2 separate regions of the Homo sapiens genome follow, and region 2 is linked to region 1. A link is an interaction called in ENCODE POLR2A ChIA-PET data of the cell type or tissue named here. Cell type or tissue: MCF 10A. All regions are shown on one strand. Each heading gives the region's core, and the rest is flanking DNA. Links, peaks and the distances in the headings are about the cores only.

The links. ChIA-PET counts read pairs that join two places held together with the same protein. Peaks named below come from ENCODE experiments on the same cell type or tissue, not always from the same donor. Only the 100,000 strongest peaks of a DNase experiment are listed, where the experiment ranks them.
Region 2: POLR2A ChIA-PET joins it to region 1 with 5 read pairs; 2 of 35 experiments call an interaction of 5 or more read pairs at or near these places.

What each region holds. Positions count from the first base shown.
Region 1 is chr7:24,944,650-24,953,797 of GRCh38, forward strand. All of the region lies in intron 1 of OSBPL3 (oxysterol binding protein like 3), which reads right to left. Among named protein-coding and RNA genes, the nearest start is that of OSBPL3, 31 kb to the right of the region's middle. RefSeq lists an enhancer at 5,957-6,456. In MCF 10A, for the core only: no CTCF peak of the experiment used is centred there; no DNase peak of the experiment used is centred there.
Region 2 is chr7:25,010,551-25,019,698 of GRCh38, forward strand. No RefSeq gene overlaps it. Among named protein-coding and RNA genes, the nearest start is that of OSBPL3, 35 kb to the left of the region's middle. In MCF 10A, for the core only: no CTCF peak of the experiment used is centred there; a DNase peak (open chromatin) is centred at 4,361.

The DNA.
Region 1 (9,148 bases), core at 600-8,599:
GTTTAAGAATATAAAATCTCAATAAACCAAATTATCCTCTCCCTTTCAAAAGAGAAGGAATGTCAAAGGTTCTTCTGTATGTGCTATTTTATCCAAAGGTTTGTACCACAATATGGTATTTGTATTTTTCTTATCTAGCAAAGTACATAACTCCTCTATAAGGCCCTTCTCATTTGCTTTAATAGTGACATTTTAAATGAATGAACAACCACATCATTCTCAAAAAATATTTTAGAAACCAGAAAACAGGAAACAATAATTCTGGCCCAATGGAGTTAACATCTGATTTTCTTTTCCTGATAGATTCCATGACTAGATTTTTCCTCGTATTTGAGAAAGCAGCATTCTTAAACCAAAACCGCCACTGCCAGGTCCTTTGGTGGCAAACCCTACTCAAAATTTGATTACTTGAGTATCAAGTCTTGGGTGGAGTTTACCACCTATATTATCTTAAGTAATATTATCACTTGATAATAAAGGAACAAATAAAAAAGAAAAACACTTCATTTCAAATCTAGTACCATTTCTCTTCCACATGATAATCCTTCCCTCCTTCAATCAACCCTTCTTTTTTCCAGGCTAAACATCTCCATTTAATTCATTCATTCTCCCACAACATGGTTTCCAGTTCTTTCTCCATCCTATTCACTCTTCTAATGGCAGAATCCATCATGAGTATGTGCTCTGACCACCTAACACAGTGTCCTGTATATTTATTCATTCAACATAGACTTAGTGACACCAGGTATTGATATTATTCTAGGAATTGGAGATATATCAGTGACAAAAATCACTGCTATCTTAAAGCTTAACATCTCATCTAGCACCTAGAACAAGGCCAGACACAAAGTAAGCACTCACTAAATACTTGTTGAAAACATCCTGCACGAAGGGCAGTATCTGAATTTGAACACAATGATTCCAAATGTGGTTGAACATGTTGAAAGTGGCACACTCTGATACGGTGAAATGATTACTGGCAGCAAGGGGAAAAAAATAGAAGTACACGTAAGACCCTGAAAAGCTAAGCAGTCTAGAGTCCCTTTGCAACTCATTTTATAGCTTGAGGACATAACTACATTAATCACAATGTAAGAGGTAAGATGCTGATTGTTCGTTCATAAGAGGTTCGAATTATGTTAAGGCTCTGTTCAAAGAAAGAATACAGTGGAGAATACATTTTAGAGTGATGCATAAACAGTTGATTTCAAACATTTTTATTTCTTAGTACTTGTTCCAGTTAGTATTGTTAAGTAACAAAGTACCCCAAAACATAGCAGCTATTTTATCTGGCTCATAATTTAAATGGTGAAGAATTCAGGAAAGGCTGGGCTGGGCAGCTCTGGCTCAGGGTCTCTCATTTGATGGCAATCAGATGCCAGGTGGGGCTGGAGCTAGGTGGGGCTAGAGTCATCTGAAGGCTCAGCTGGGTAGGTGTCCTAGGTGGCTCCCTCCCAAGGCTGGTAGTCAATGCCGGCTGTCAGCTGGGAGCTCAGCTGGGAGCTCAGCTGGGGCTGCTGGCTGGGTCACCTACACATGGTTTCTCCAGCATAGAATCTCAGAGTAGCCATACTTCTACTTGGCAGTTAGCATGGTCAGAGCTAATGTCCCAAGAGAAGTAAGCAGAAATTGCACAGCCTTTTACAACCTAGACTACTAAGTTGTCACATAGCGTTATTTTTGCCGTACTTTTATTGGTTGGAGCAGACACAAACCAACTCGTATTTAAGAGAAGGGTACACAGACCTCACCTATCAATGAAAGAACTTCTGGTCAGTTTTTAAAACTTCCACAGTGCTTAAAGGGGTAAGTTTCCATTAGTTAAAAAAATGTGTTTAGGTAGAAGACTATATTTTAGATATGAGACATTAAGAGGGAAGTAACAGACATTATCTGTTATTTTGCTCAGTACAAGTATCTTGTTTTGTTGAATACGCTAAGCTTAACTGAATTATTAGCCTAACAAGAGGGTTACAAAGCTGCTTTTGGACTTTGGACTCCTAAGCAACAAAAGGCCACACCACCAGAGTCCTGCCATTAAGAAGGGCAGGCTCAGGTCCATCTTATCCACTCCATGTGGCAAACATTTCTCCCTCCTCTGCTCACATCATTTTTTATCATATGCTTTGGATTCATGAGCTGAAGTAGCAGGGATGTGTGGGAGAAAGAGAAAGAGGAGAGTGAGGAGAGAGAGAAATTGACTCCATCTATATCATCTGCTTTGTGAGGATAAGAACTGTCTTAACTCTTTTTCTTTCCCACAACACTCATCAGGAATCCAATAAAGGTTTGCTGTTTGGCTTGTGCTCAAAACGAAAAGGATAAGCATTATTGTTCATTATTCTTGCCGCTTTCATGTCTTTAAATTGTACAACAAAGAAAACAATCTGTACCACAGAAGGCTGGACTGCTGAGTTCTAGCAAGGCATAGAGCTGTCTAAAAACAAAGTCAGGAGTGCCCCATCCTTGATGATGGTCAAGTCAAGGTGTTGTAGAAAGGAGTAAAACAACAGATGGAGGTTCTAAGATTCTAAGGTCCCTTCTAAGAAAGCCTTCTATAATTCCATAACAAAGGATTTAGAAAATAAAAGCAAAACTGAGTTCCTATAAATGTGTGGGATGTCACTATTCACTATCCTCCTGCCAAAAATGTATTAACATAGAAAAAAAGACAGCTAGGAAATTCTCTGAATAAAGCTCTTCCAGGTAGAGTTCAATGGCTACAGAAGGAATCAGCTCACAGCATGTGTGCAGCCTGGCTTTACCCAGGCACCAGAAGCCTCCAGAGCATCACTCCTGACTGCTGCTTTTGCTCCCCACGTGACTACCCCTGAAAGCTGCATATTTTTATTTCACAGAAACTACCTTTCCTCAGTCCCTATCAAGAAATGAATTTCAAAGTAACATTTTTAGCATAATATTTAATCCCTAACCATACCAACAACTTATCTATATGGGTAAGAAGGAAGCCAAATATTGCCAAAAATATCTAGGAATCACTATTTCTGAGTAGATAGCACAGTATTTATTGAAATTTGAACATTAGAAATATGCTACAAACTAAACTATAATCTGAACACAAGTAATATATGCATGTGTATATATGTATACATACATATCCAATTAAATCACACACACACACACACACACACACACACACTCATTGCATACTACCCATGTGCCAGATTCTGTGATCGGTGTTGGTAATTTGACACTGTACAGGGGAACAATATAATGTCCCCAAAGAGCTCTATCCATTCACTGTGTGCCAAAGATGCAAGAGATTATATCACAGATTAAGCTTTAAGAATGATTTTTTTAATCCAATGTTCATTTCTAAATCTTTTTCAAGAAATAAAAAAATCAAACTAAGACGACCTATCATATACCATACAGCAAGCTCACAGACCTATATAGAAATCCCTTGAGCTGGAGCTAACAACAAGGACACATCACAGAGAAACGGTCTCCCTTGGCTACGGAAGACAAAGCGAGAGAGAGAAGATTCTCAAGTGGTTTCAAGTCTGGGAATGATAGCCTAAAAAGAAAGTCTTAGGAGAAGACAGAAAAGTATTTTCAAATATTTGAAGCATTGTTGTACAGAAGACATCAGACTTATTCTACTTCAGAGGAAATAGCTGAAGTACTTCTATACAAAAGAATTAAACTTTTCTATTAATACTTCAGAAGGTAGACCTATGGCTTACAGGTGGAAGTCAAAGCAAGCAGATTTACCTCATTTTTTTTTTAAAAAGACCCTTCTAACAATTTGATAGCTCACAGCTGGAATGGGTTTCATGCAATGGTACTGAGTCACTGAAAAAGCTTTCAGAGGCTAAATGATGTCCATCAGCAAAGTTGTGTAGATTACAGAATCAGATGGTGTATAGGATTGGGTGATAATGCAATACCTTCTTCCAGCCCTATTCTATTATCCATTCTATGGAAGAGGATGTCTCCATCTTTTCTTTGAGTAAATAATTCCCAAATCATCTATTAAAAATCTCAGGATCCTTAATTCTACATCTTTACTTGGTATTTGTCTACCTAGGCTAATACTGAAGCCAGCTAATCTCACTAAGCCCTCTGTCATGAAGAGTGAAGAAAGACATCAGAAGTATCTTAACTGAGAGGGTAGATGGAGGTCCCTCAGGACAAGCTCTTCCGAGGTGTGGATACAAAGTATATGGCTGAATTATGAGTCATCACAGGAAATCAGTTGTTCGTAATAACAACACTGCTCCTAGTCAACAGAAACAGAAATTAATTAAACAATTTCCAGGAGGAGGTTTTAGATCTGGCTTTTATGATGTTAATGACTTATCAAAAGAGTCTGCATATCATGATGTCTCTAGACTTCTACTTCTTTATTTTTCCTTTGTAAACTGTGTCACACCAGGCGTATCTCACCATGAAAACATTGTGAGTAATCTCACCACACTGGGGAGAATTCATATTAGTAGTTGAGCGTAAATTCACCTAGAATTTATCAATTTGCTTATTCACGTTAACAGAACCACATTTTACACACTGTATAACCTGCCATTTTCATTTAACAATGTATTCCTGACATCTTTCCATAATATGACATACAGACCTACAGCATAGCTTCACAGTATTCATCACATACTGTGTTCCACCAAGTCTGGAACACACTCTTTCTCATATTTTAATATCTCTGACATTGGGTGTGTCTCACATTTAACAGCCATCATAGTTTACCTGGCAGCATATTTTCCTTCCTCAGTGGGACATTTTCTTTCTTAGTGGTACATAAATTAATGGGGGATCTTACAATTGACAGTCTTTGATTCAATGAAATAGGTTAGCTGAACTGTATATAATCAATCCATTTTGGATGTTGGCAGCAGATCCTCTTGATGTCCCCTTGTCATATTCCCTCCACCCACCTCTGATTTCAGCCATTGCCATGGCGGGGAGTTCAGAGTAGGGTGGCCTCAAGCTGACAGCTCCCACTAAAGACAGCATAAGTGTCTCTTTTGTCCCCAGAGCCTTCTTTGAAGCTGGGTGGCATCAACTCAGCCTGAAGGCAAGAGTGACCCAGAAAGGCGGAAGTACAAATGGCCCAGTGCACAACCTCAAGCAGAGGGGTACAGGGATGGCTGTGTAAATGCTCTAACTATAACACACTCTGTTATTATTGACTTTCTCCTTCCCTGCCTCTCTCCCCGCTCCCTCAGCGCTGCTTCCTAAGATCACCTCCCAAATAAATTATTTGCACCCAACTCCTTGCTTCAGGCTCTGCTTTCATGGGCCCCAAACTAAGCCCAGGCCTTATGGACTATTTCAACAGTCTCCAATTTATCAATACTTCATGCTTCAAAAATATGTTTATAAGTCAACAGCTTGGAATTTGCAATCCATTGTTTTCCCCACAGAAATGCTATTATAAATGATTAGATTCATAAGCCAGGTCATAAAAAGTATTCATAACAGCATGGAGTGCCAGCACAAAAGCTCCTAAGAAAACATGTCATTTTGCCACACTGCCTTTCTTTACCAGAATAAACATTAGTAATGCAATTAAGGCTCCAGGAACAAATATCCATCCACGTTGACATGTGCATACAAAAATACACACAAACACACACACACACATATTGGTGAAAGCAGATCTCTAGAGAATCGAAATGCCTGTATCAATATTCATTTAAGTCCTTATAACTAGGGCTTACAACTTGAAATCCAAGAAATATAGAAAGAGTTAAACTCATCAAAGGTCTCAAAAGGGAAAAACAGAAACTATTTAGTTCAATACACAAAACATGTAGGCCGGGCGCGGTGGCTCACGCCTGTAATCCCAGCACTTTGGGAGGCCGAGGCGGGCGGATCACGAGGTCAGGAGATCGAAACCATCCTGGCTAACATGGTGAAACCCCGTCTCTACTAAAAATACAAAAAATTAGCCAGGCGCGGTGGCGGGTGCCTGTAGTCCCAGCTACTTGGGCGGCTGAGGCAGGAGAATGGCACGAACCCAAGAGGCGAAGCTTGCAGTGAGCGGAGATCGTGCCACTGCACTCCAGCCTGGGCAACAGAGTGAGACTCCGTCTCAAAAAACAAAACAAAACAAAACAAAAACATGTAAAATTTCTTAGCCAAAGATGTTAAGGGTGAAATGAAAGAAAGAGGGTCATTCAGAACAAATTAGTGCAGAATTAAAGTGGTTATGTAATTTGGAACTCAAGTCACCACAGAGGACTGTTTAAAGTCAATGCTCAACAGTTAGAAGTCTGTTACAAAATCAGAGGAGACTGAACTTGAGTTGAAAAAAAAAATTAAGCTTCATATTTTATATAAAGCTAAGCCTTAAATCTGAATGAATGGATTAAAGTTGCATTTATATGATATTGTGTCAAAGCCCCATTAAATGATCATTTAATATTCAAAACAACGATCTCCCTCCCCACCACCAGCCCCAACAAAAAGAAAGAATCTCCCAAATCAAATTATTGATTGTAGCATCAAGAGGATGGAAAGTAGGAGAAAAGAAACGAAGAAATTTGAGATTATGGAATCAGACTGAAAGAAATCAATCAAAATCTTATCTAAAAATATTTGCTAGTGGCCTAATGTAAGTGGATCCTTAAGTGGGGTTTTTTCAAATTTCTTAAAAATAAAAATGCCTTTAAGTAAAAGCAACTCCTTGCTCAAGTAAAAAGTAAATCAAAATCACTTTTTCAATTATGCAGAATTTATATGTAACTTCATATTCCTTCTGGTAAAAAGAAAGGGGAAAAATGAAAAAGGTGAACCGAAAAATAAATCACTGAATGTTATTAAATATATACATCAAATCCATGACTACAGATGTGGGCACAAAAAATAAAAACACTTTTAGATCCAGGAAAGAAATCTGGTTTACAAAAGCCAGAAGACTATTAGTATTTATGACTTAAACTTAATTATTGTGCATATACACAAATCCCTTCCCCCTACCCACACACACAGGATTTTCTTCCCCCAAGTTCCCCAATTTAATGGTAAAGACGTAAGCTTTGAGCTTAAAACAAGAAATATTCTTTCATTTTGTTCTTCCATGTAAGGGCTGACAAACACACCACGGGGGAGAAACCTGTATTAATGATCCTCATAGCTTGCAAGAAAAACTATTAATTTCAGTCTAAACAAACACAAACAGGGACAAAACATTCTAGACATAAACCTGCTGCAGAAGCTCTCCAAAATCACAACACCCACGGTACATCTTTCAGCTCAAATGAATAAACACTTCCAGTGAGACCTCAAATGTTTTCTTTTTTTTAAAACATAAAAAGGAATCATTTTATTCCAACATGAATGAGACTGTAGAGAGCTCTAGTACTGTTGACAGCAACACTTCTTGGGGATATTATTAACTGGATTATAACATCTAATAACTAAAAGGAAGAACACGAATGAATGTAGAGGGGCCTCCCCACCGGCCATTCTTTCAAGCTTCAAAAAAGGAGCTCAGACTTTGAGTAAAGTCTTAGTCTTGGAATGCAATAGGCAGGAGGCACTTGAACTACCCAGACACTGAAATGATGCACAAAATTCTGCTCAATAGGCTGATATTTCATGTGGGTTAGGATCTGTAATCTAAACAGAATTAAGAAAAAAAATTAAGAAGCTAAGCACAACATAAATAGTCCAACTTTTTATTTTAAGGACAGAGAAACTGAGGCCCACAAGGCTCAAGTTTTGCCCAATGTCATGTAATCACTAATCATATACCGGTTATCTAGGTCTCCTGACATTCAATACAATGCCCTGTAGCAAACCGAAACCTCAGAAACCTCAGAAGGTATGGTCTAATCTAACATGTCTAAAATATTATTTGTAATACCCTTAAAGAATATCCTGAAATTGGATGAAATTTTAGATGTTGCTCTATAAATATGGAAAGATGCTCATATGAGCCACCTTTGGAGACTAGGTACTCAAATTTATCATGTATCTCAATACGGTTCATGCCAGGCATATGTATATTCACATGCAAAATCCTGCAACATTCTTAACTGTGCATTACATCAACTCTATAGAGATTATGGTAAGGTTATTTCCAGGATTCTAGGCCTGCCCTACCAATATGCAAACCATCAGCTGAATCTATAAACAAGAGTACCATCAAGGTTCCCAGATTTAAAATATTTCCCTACCCAATTCCCTATCAACCCCGCTTCCCCTCCCCAATCTCATTTAAAATAACTCTGGGATGGCCAATGCCTGTAATCTCAGCACTTTAGGGGGCAGAGGTGGTAGGATCCCTGGAGCCCAGGAGTTCAAGACCAGCCTGGGCAACACAGCAAGACACTGTCTCTACAAAAAAATCTAAAAATTAGCCAGGCATGGTGGTGCATGCTTGTAGTCCCACCTACTTGAGAGACTAGGATAGGAGGGTCACTTGAGCCTAGGATTTCAAGGTTGCAGTGAGCCATGATCACACCACTGTGCTCCAGCCTGGACGACAGAGTGAGACCCCGTCTCTAAAAGGTAAATAAATACATACTCTGGGCTTTTGCTAATAATACTATCTTAAAAGATTAAAGCCTTCACTTAAGTAGTTTTGCTTCATCACTTTAATTATTCTGGCAACCCATCTATAGTTCAATTCTCAATATGCCATCATTTGTCAGCTCTGCCAAGGAGTAAGCCCCATCTTTCCTAACCAAGCAACTCTTCCCTGGGGTTTCTTTCAAAAAAAATTATACCAGCAGGTTCTAATTTCCTATCCCTGCCAGAAAGGCTGCTCAGAAGTTGAGTTTAAATGTGTCTTATTAAAGTATTGTGTTAAAAAAAAAAGTATTACGTATCTGCTGAATTGTAATCAGACTTGAATAATCATCTTAAATAAAAGTTTATTAATTGAACATTCATTATTACTCTCAGTATGAAAACTAAATAGATCATCAGAAAAAGAATTAGGCACATTAGGAAGCAGTCAGATTGTATCAGTGATCAAACAGTTCAGACAGGGAAGGAAGCTTACTCTAAACAGAAGCTGCAGATTTGTATCCACTACCTATTTCAGATCCTGGTACAGTAGGTGCCCAGTAAACGCTGAACAAATGAATGAAAATAGAACTCCAAGTCACTTAGATCAAGGCACAACTGGAGCTCCATTTAATAAATGGTCAATGCCTGACTC
Region 2 (9,148 bases), core at 557-8,556, 66 kb after region 1:
CAATATAGGTAATCTGTTCCTTTTTCCTGACTATAAGCTTTCAGGACTTTTTCCTTATTTTTGTAGTTCAGATTTTTTAGTAGGATGTTTCAATGACTAGTTATTTTTTCACTAATTCTGCTAGGTACTTAGTGAGCCCTTTTAAAACTGAACTCTTGTTTCTTCAGCTATGGGATTTAGAAAAGAAATATTCTATTGATTGTTTTTACCTTTTCAACATCTCTGGATGACCTATGATAAAGTTATTAGAAACTTTAGATCTATCCTTCATAACTCATTTTTTTCTCTTATTTTCCATCATTTTGGGAGAACCCCTCAGCTCAGTCTTCCTCTGATTTGATTTTCAACTGAGTCCATTCTTCTGTCCTGATGCTGATTAGATTTTGTTTGTCTTGTTTTGTCTCCTAGCTTTCATTTTCATTCTGTCAAAAGGGATTGGAAAGGAAGGGTAAGTCAATGCCCGCTCAGTCGGCCATTTTGAATTGCATCTTCTAATTAATATTTGCTCTTTTATTGAAGGTGTCTTGAACATTCATACCTATAAGGGCTTGGTGACAGAAACCAAGTGTGCCTACAACTCACCCTCCTCTCTGAGCTGGAGGACTATTCTTAGGTCAAGCTTGGGTACCTCAAATCTCTTCTCTTAGAATTAGCTATTTCTTAGGTGTATCTTCCATTTCTCATGCAGATCTTCTGAAACCTGGCTTCACATCAAAATAATTGGAAAGGGTTTTTTAAGTTTTTTTCAAGTAATTTTTTGTTTGTTTGTTTGTTTGTTTGAGATGGAGTCTCGTTCTGTCACCCAGGCTGGAGTGCAGCGGCACGATCTCGGCTCACTGCAGCCTCCACCTCGCAGGTTCCAATGATTCTCCTGCCTCAGCCTCCCGGGTAGCTGGGATTACAGGCACACACCACCACACACAGCTAGTTTTTGTATTTTTAGTAGAGACAGGGGTTTCACCATGTTGGCCGGCTGGTCTTGAACTCCTGACCAGCCTCAGGTAATCCGCCTGCCTTGGCCTCCCAAAGGGCTAGCATTACAGGCGTGAGCCACTGAGTCCAGCCCAAGCTATTTTTTTATTGTGATAAAATGCATATACATACATTAAAGTTACCATTTTAACCATTTACAATGTACAGCCAATGTACAACCATGTATAATTCAGTGATGTTTAGTACAGTCACAACTTTGTGCAAACATAGCAACCATGTAGCTCCAGAGCATTTTTATCACCCTAAATGGAAACCCAATTTTCAGGGCATGCTTAGACAAATAGAAAAAAAAAAAAGAAAGGCTCTAATTTACAAGTGCCTGCAAATTGGGGGGCAGGGGTGGTTTCTATAGTTGGAGAGAAGTTTTATGGTAACTGTAATCAACAAAGGGAATCCATAAATGGTCTCTTGTATATGTACTAAAAGCTTGCCCAAACTGTAACTAAGTATCATCCCTTAAAGATGACAGAAGGGCCTTGGGTATTATGCTAGAAACTAGCACTCAGTTCTATGGTGAGCTACAAACTCAGCCACCTGCAGGACTGAAACAAATGATCAACAGATGAAGTGCTGACAATGAAATGCAATGGCAATAAATTACACCTTGTAGTATTGATCACTGTATTATTAATATTCCATTAACTGAAGACTTTTCTACTTGACCATTTTTCCTTGAATTCCAATGGCTACTTCCAGTTTAATGTAAATATGTGAGTGAGACTTGGTTTTGTAAGTTAGTATCAAAAATAACAACTGCAACTATGTTAAAGCCTAGAGTGAGTATATATAATTTCTTTTCTAATCCTTGGACTCAAAAAAAAAAAAAAGCATCCAGCCACCTAAGGGCACACATGTGTCATCCTTCCCACTTACTATCTGTCATCATTTAAAATAAGTTTCATCAAGCATCTTTCAGAGTTTTTACACAATAAACCTGTGGGGACAGGCAGCACTGTATTACTGACCCTGATTCACAGGGGATATGTCATTTAGGAGGCTTTTGGCTGCAAGTAATAGAAAACCCAATTTAAGCAATAAGGAACATTGTTTATCTCACAAAATAATTGCAAAGAAAGACAAAGCTGGTTTTTCCACATAAGGAGGAAGTTAATTAAAATCACTGACTGGCAAGACAGAATTTACATATCTATCAGTTACCTACAACTTACAAAGACAATAAATAGGGCTAAAAGACAATGAGGCCAGGCATGGTGCTCATGCCTGTAATCCCAGAACTTCTGGTGGCCAAGTTGGACAAATCACTTGAGGTCAGGAGTTAGAAACCAGCCTCCCCAATGTGGCGAAACCTTGTCTCTACTAAAAATACAAAAATTAGCTGGGTGTGGTGGCGGGGCGTGCCTTTAATTCCAGACACTTAGGAGGCTGAGCCACAGGAATCTATTGAACCCATGAAGCAGAGGTTGCAGTGAGCTGAGATCATGCCACTGCACTACAGCCTGGGTGACAGAGTGAGACTGTTTCAAAAAAAAAAAAAAAAAAAAGGACAATGAACAAGGATTTGATCATTTGATCATTTAGAAGGATATGCCCTAGACAGTGTATAGTTTCTATTGAAATACAAATTTTTCTCCATCCCCAAAGATATCATGTAGTAGATATTTGTTTAGCCACTGAGAGATTTTTAAAAAAGAGAAAATATCCATTTTTAGAACTTTTTTTAATTCAAAAGACAGGCTCATGTCTTGCAATTGCTGGGTCATAAATTCCAAGGAAAAATAAAAAGCTCTACAACCAAAGGGAGGATCAGCACTTCAGACTCAAAGGGACATGGTTGTGGAGAACATGTCCGGGGTCAGAAGCTGGACAAGCTTGAGCCCAGCACGGTAGTGCTCTGAGCTTGGACAAAGCCCCCAAAACCAGATGGTGAAGCTAAGGTGAAAGTCAGGCTCCTGGTGCGCAGGTCTTAGAATCTGAGCAAAGCAGTTGGTGGAAGCCAAAATGGTCAGGGGGCCTCAGAGAGCACTCTGGGGCCCCAAATCAACCAAACGGGACATGTGCTGATGACCTCCAGAATGACAAGCCTTTTAAACAGCCATCCTTTTTCATCGTCAGCTCTAAAGAGGATGGGCTGGGTTTCATCTGCTCCCCTCTTCAGAGTCGCTCCCCACTGTTCCGCACTCTCCTTTGTGCCCAGGACTACATCTGTGGTTCCAGACTACTTGTATTGGAGTTGTGAGTTGAGCTAGGTGTTTTTTATTTGCTCGCTTTTTCCCCCGTGGAACATTATCTTTGCTTAAAAAGACTACTGGCTGATAAACAATGGGTATTTGGTAGTATGTAACATATGGTTTAGAAGAAGAATATCCAAGGATCTAAAAAGGCTAATAAAATACTTCTCCTTTTCCAATTTCATGTTTGTGCAAAGCCAGATTGTTTCCATATACTTTAATAGATGGTAACAAATTGAATGCAGAAACAGCTATAAAAATCCAGTTACTTTACATTGCATCAAATTTCTAAAAATGTAAAACAATGTCACTCTTCTCAGTATTTTTTGTTGTTTTGGGAAATATAGTTATTGAACATAAAAATGTTGCTTATGTTAACATTGACTGACTTTGTTATTGGTTGTCTGCATATGCATTAGTAAACATTTAAAAATGTATTAGTTTTATGGTACAATATGGTAAATATCATAGAATTTACCCTACATGAGCAAAAAAAATGTTCTTTGGGGTCCTCAATAATTTTTAGAGTGTGAAGAGGTCCTGGAACAAAAACTTTGAGAACTACTAGTCTAACAAATAGAGAGACAAGTGGTTCTGAGTTGATAGCAAGCAGCATCATGTTACTTAGCCAGTGAGTGAGTCTGGCCTTTACCAGGAGCCCTAGCTCAAGGCAACCTTTGGAGTTTTTATTTAAATTGTATCTGCACTATATTAAATTTAAGGATTTGAGACAGACTTGGGAAATTTGTTGTAATAGTTAATTTTATGTGTCAATTTGGCTGGGCCACGATGCCCAGATATTTGGACAAACATTATTATTTATTTGTTATTTTTTTAAGGGACAGAGTCTCACTATGTTGCCCAGACTGGACTCAAACCACTGGGCTCAAGCAATCCTCCTGCCTTGGCCTCCCAAAGTGATGGGATTACAGGCATGAGGCACCGTGCCTGGCCTGGCCAAACATTATTCTGGATATATGTGTGAGGGTGTTTTTGTGGGTGGGATTAACATATAAATTGGTGAATTCTGAATAAAGCACATTATCCTCCAAAATGTAGGTGAACCTCATCCAATCAGTTGAAGGCTTTAATAACATGAAGGCTTGCCTCCAAATAAGAAGGAATTCTGCCAGCAGACGGCCTTCAGACATGAATTGCAACATCACCTCTTCCTGAGTCAGTTTGCTGGCCCACCCTACAGATTTGGGATTTGCTAGCCTCCATAACTGTGTGAGTCAATCCCTTAAAATAAATCTATTTCTCCTGATATATACACACATCTAATTGGTTCTGTTCCTCTGGGGAACCCTGACTAATACATTAGTCTTCTCAAATATAAAGGATTTACAATAGCAGCCAATAAATCCTTGGTGAAGAAGCGATTAAAAAAAGGGGAGATAAATTTTTTTAAAGTTGTACTAATAATGTTAATTAAAGTATAAAATGTTGGCCGGGCACGGTGGCTCACGCCTATAATCCCAGCACTTTGGGAGGCCGAGGCGGGCAGATCACAAGGTCAGGAGTTCAAGACCACCCTGGCCAACATAGTGAAACCCCACCTCTACTAAAAATACAAAAAAAATTAGCTGGGCATGGTGGCAGGCACCTGTAGTTCCAGCCACTTGGGAGGCTGAGGCAGGAGAATCGCTTGAACCCAGGAGGTGGAGGTTGCAGTGAGCCAAGATTGCGCTACTGCACTCCAGCCTGGGCAACACAGCAAGGTTCTTTATCAAAAAAAAAAAAAAGTATAAAATGTCTGGAAATAACACCAATAAACATGTATAATGGTTTATATGAAATCAGTCATGGTTCTGTATCTAAGGCTGTGCCTGGCAAAATCACAAAATAGTCAACTTGCCTTCCACAGTTTCTCCCGTTTCCTCCTCCCCAACATCCCTTTCAGAGGATTTCTCCAACCCCCAGGGTTTACGTTTCTAAATAGTGTCAGTTTCTTTAATTTTGAGAAACTATTTTCAAGTAAGGTGTTAATGAGTTTGCACCTCCAAAACTAGATTTACATATTAAATGACATCTAAAGAGAAACAAGAATGTTTAGCCCAAAAGTACTGAATTTCTAATAGTGGGTGTTGAGAACTGTAGCATCTGAGTAGGGGGAGATATCTGGGGTAGAGGTCTTCCTGAGTCCCCTCAAGTTGAGCAAAATAGTTGACTACCTATCCCACTGGTACTTGCCGCCTCTTTACAAAACACTGTCATTGAAGCTGCATAGGCGTGGGAATCCTACCTTTGTATCTGGCATATTGGAAGAAATAATGTGCATGGCAGGTGGCTGTGAGTGGCATAGTGAAGAGTTCAGTGGAGCCCTTTGTGGAGTAAAGGGCTAGTGGCTGCTATCCTACATCAGCTCATGAGGCCAAGTCCTGTGCGAGTACTCTCATGAACCACCCAAGGGTCCAAATAATTTTTCCAGAGCAAGAAAATCAGAATTACAATCAGGGGTAAATATTTTTGTCTCTTCCTAATCCAAATACAGAATATTCTTTGTATCTGTGGATTTAATATTTGGAATAGTGAAGGGCCATGCATTATAGTGATTTGAAGTCAACCATACCGCCATATATAGGTAGTATGCTGCCATAGCACAGTAAGTGGGGTTCAATGATTTCAACGGTATAAAATGCGTGTTGAATGACTGCAAGATCAATAAAGTGACTGGAATAAGCCTATGCAGGGTGGCTTGGATTCTCTTGCTGCTTTATTCAAATCTGTATCCACTCCTTGGATTTTAATAGATGTTGACTGGTAGCAATTCCACTCTAGCTTAAATATTAATGGTGACAATTCTGGGTCCTGTGGCTGGCTGAGAACTCCAGGACAGAGGGAAGTTTCCAGAAATCTCCTCGTTAGTTGGCATGCATTCCACTGATCCAATTCAGGGAGTCTATGCTGGAAAATACTGGGAATACAGAGCCTTACTCAATGCCTTCTCCCTACCCAAGAAGGAGCCGTCTGCTGGAACTTCAGTTTGCTGACATTTGACAAGTGGGTGGGTCAAGAGCCAATCAGCAATCAAACAGTATCCAAATTTCCATTATTATGGAATGTGTGTGTGTGTGTACATATATATAGCTTACTCTCTCTCTCTCTCTCTCTAGATATGGAGAAACATATATACATATATATGTTTCTCCATATCTAGAGAGAGAGAGAGAGAGTAAGCTTTGAATAAATGAAGAGATATAAAAAAATACATTCCTGTATGGAAGACTAAATATTAAAGAAAAAAACAGTTATCCATATGTTGTTTCATAGCTTTAAGTATCCTAGTCTAAAATCCAAAGGGACTTTTTTTGTAACTCAAAAAAAAAAATTCTAAAGTTGATCCAGAAGAGTAAAGAGACTAATATAGTCAAAATAATATTTGAAAAGGTTAAATAATTATGGGAAAACATGCTTAGCAAAAATATAAACAAACAAAACTTCAAACAGACAAAAACCCTATGAAAAACCAAAAACCTATTTAAAAACTAAATTCTAAATGAGAACTAACATACAAATCAAGAATCAGCATAGATAGCTAAGAAGCAAATTATAGCATATAAACTAATTCAATTTATTATAAAGGAGACATTATAAATCAATTAAAAAGAGAAGAATCATCCAATTAATAAAAGGAAATTTAATCAAAGGTATTAGGAGAAAATAAATCAGCTTAGATTCTTGCCTTACAATATCATCCAAATAAATCCTACATGAATCAAAGAGCTAAATGTAAAGAAGAAAAATGAAATGAAATAAAAAACAAAATAAAAATAAAAAGCCACAACAATTAGAAGAAAATATATTGTTTCCAACAGCTAGATAAGAAAAGACTTTTTAAACCTAAAGTAAATGCAAAAAAAGTCACAAAAAATATGATTGGACAATCTTAATAGCTATTATAAATAGTTATAAGGCAAACAAGTTACAAAAAATATTTAGGCCCAAATATGCAAAATTTTTCATAATATAGAAACATTTAATAGTAATCAATAACAAAAACTTATTTTATAGGAAACAAGTACTTTCATATCCTGTTGGCAGAACTGTAAATTTATTCAGCCTTCTTGGAAAGCTAATTAGGAATATGCATAAGAAATATATAAAGTCGGCGACCGACCGCAGCCGCCGCCGCCCGACCGCCGGGAGGATGGAGTTCAGCGGGCAGCGGAGCTGTCTCAGTCTTTGCCGCCGCGCCGGCGAGCGCCGCCCGGGAGGCAGCGGCTGGAGGAGCGGACGGGCCCCGCGGGGCCCGAGGGCAAGGAGCAGCCGCCTGCCTTGGCCTCCCAAAGTGCCGAGATTGCAGCCTTTGCAGCCTCTGCCCGGCTGCCACCCCGTCTGGGAAGTGAGGAGTGTCTCTGCCTGGCCGCCCATCGTCTGGGATGTGAGGAGCCCCTCTGCCTGGCTGCCCAGTCTGGAAAGTGAGGAGCGTCTCCGCCCGGCCGCCATCCCATCTAGGAAGTGAGGAGCGCCTCTTCCCAGCCGCGATCACATCTAGGAAGTGAGGAGCGTCTCTGCCCGGCCGCCCATCGTCTGAGATGTGGGGAGCGCCTCTGCCCCGCCGCCCCATCTGGGATGTGAGGAGCGCCTCTGCCCGGCCGAGACCCCGTCTGGGAGGTGAGGAGCGTCTCTGCCCGGCCGCCCCGTCTGAGAAGTGAGGAGACCCTCTGCCTGGCAACCACCCCGTCTGAGAAGTGAGGAGCCCCTCCGACCGGCAGCTGCCCCGTCTGAGAAGTGAGGAGCCTCTCCGCCCGGCAGCCACCCCATCTGGGAAGTGAGGAGCGTCTCCGCCCGGCAGCCACCCCGTCCGGGAGGGAGGTGGGGGGGGGTCAGCCCCCCACCCGGCCAGCCGCCCCATCCGGGAGGGAGGTGGGGGGTCAGCCCCCCCGCCCGGCCAGCCGTGCCGTCCGGGAGGGAGGTGGGGGGGTCAGCCCCCCGCCCGGCCAGCCGCCCCGTCCGGGAGGTGAGGGGCGCCTCTGCCCGGCCGCCCCTACTGGGAAGTGAGGAGCCCCTCAGCCCGGCCAGCCACCCCGTCCGGGAGGGAGATGGGGGGGTCAGCCCCCCCACCCGGCCAGCCGCCCCGTCCGGGAGGGAGGTAGGGGGGTCAGCCCCCCACCTGGCCAGCCGCCCCGTCCGGGAGGGAGGTGAGGGGGTCAGCCCTCCGCCCGGCCAGCCGCCCCGTCTGGGAGGTGAGGGGCGCCTCTGCCCAGCCGCCCCTACTGGGAAGTGAGGAGCCCCTCTGCCCGGCCAGCCGCCCTGTCCAGGAGGGAGGTGGGGGGGGGTCAGCCCTCCGCCCGGCCAGCCGCCCCGTCTGGGAGGTGAGGGGCGCCTCTGCCCAGCCGCCCCTACTGGGAAGTGAGGAGCCCCTCTGCCCGGCCAGCCGCCCCGTCCGGGAGGGAGGTGGGGGGGTCGGCCCCCCGCCCGGCCAGCCGCCCCGTCCGGGAGGGAGGTGGGGTGGTCGGCCCCCCGCCCGGCCAGCCGCCCCGTCCGGGAGGGAGGTTGGGGGGGGTCGGCCCCCCTGCCTGGCCAGCCGCCCCGTCCGGGAGGTGAGGGGCGCCTCTGCCCAGCCGCCCCTACTGGGAAGTGAGGAGCCCCTCTGCCCGGCCAGCCGCCCCATCCGGGAGGGAGGTGGGGGGGTCAGCCCCCCACCCGGCCAGCCGCCCCGTCCGGGAGGGAGGTGGGGGGTGGTCAGCCCCCCCGCCCAGCCAGCCGCCCTGTCCGGGAGGTGAGGGGCGCCTCTGCCCAGCCGCCCCTACTGGGAAGTGAGGAGCCCCTCTGCCCGGCCAGCCGCCCCGTCCGGGAGGGAGGTGGGGGGGTCGGCCCCCCGCCCGGCCAGCCGCCCCGTCCGGGAGGGAGGTGGGGGGGTCAGCCCCCCTGCCCGGCCAGCCGCCCCGTCCGGGAGGTGAGGGGCGCCTCTGCCCGGCCGCCCCTACTGGGAAGTGAGGAGCCCCTCTGCCCGGCCACCG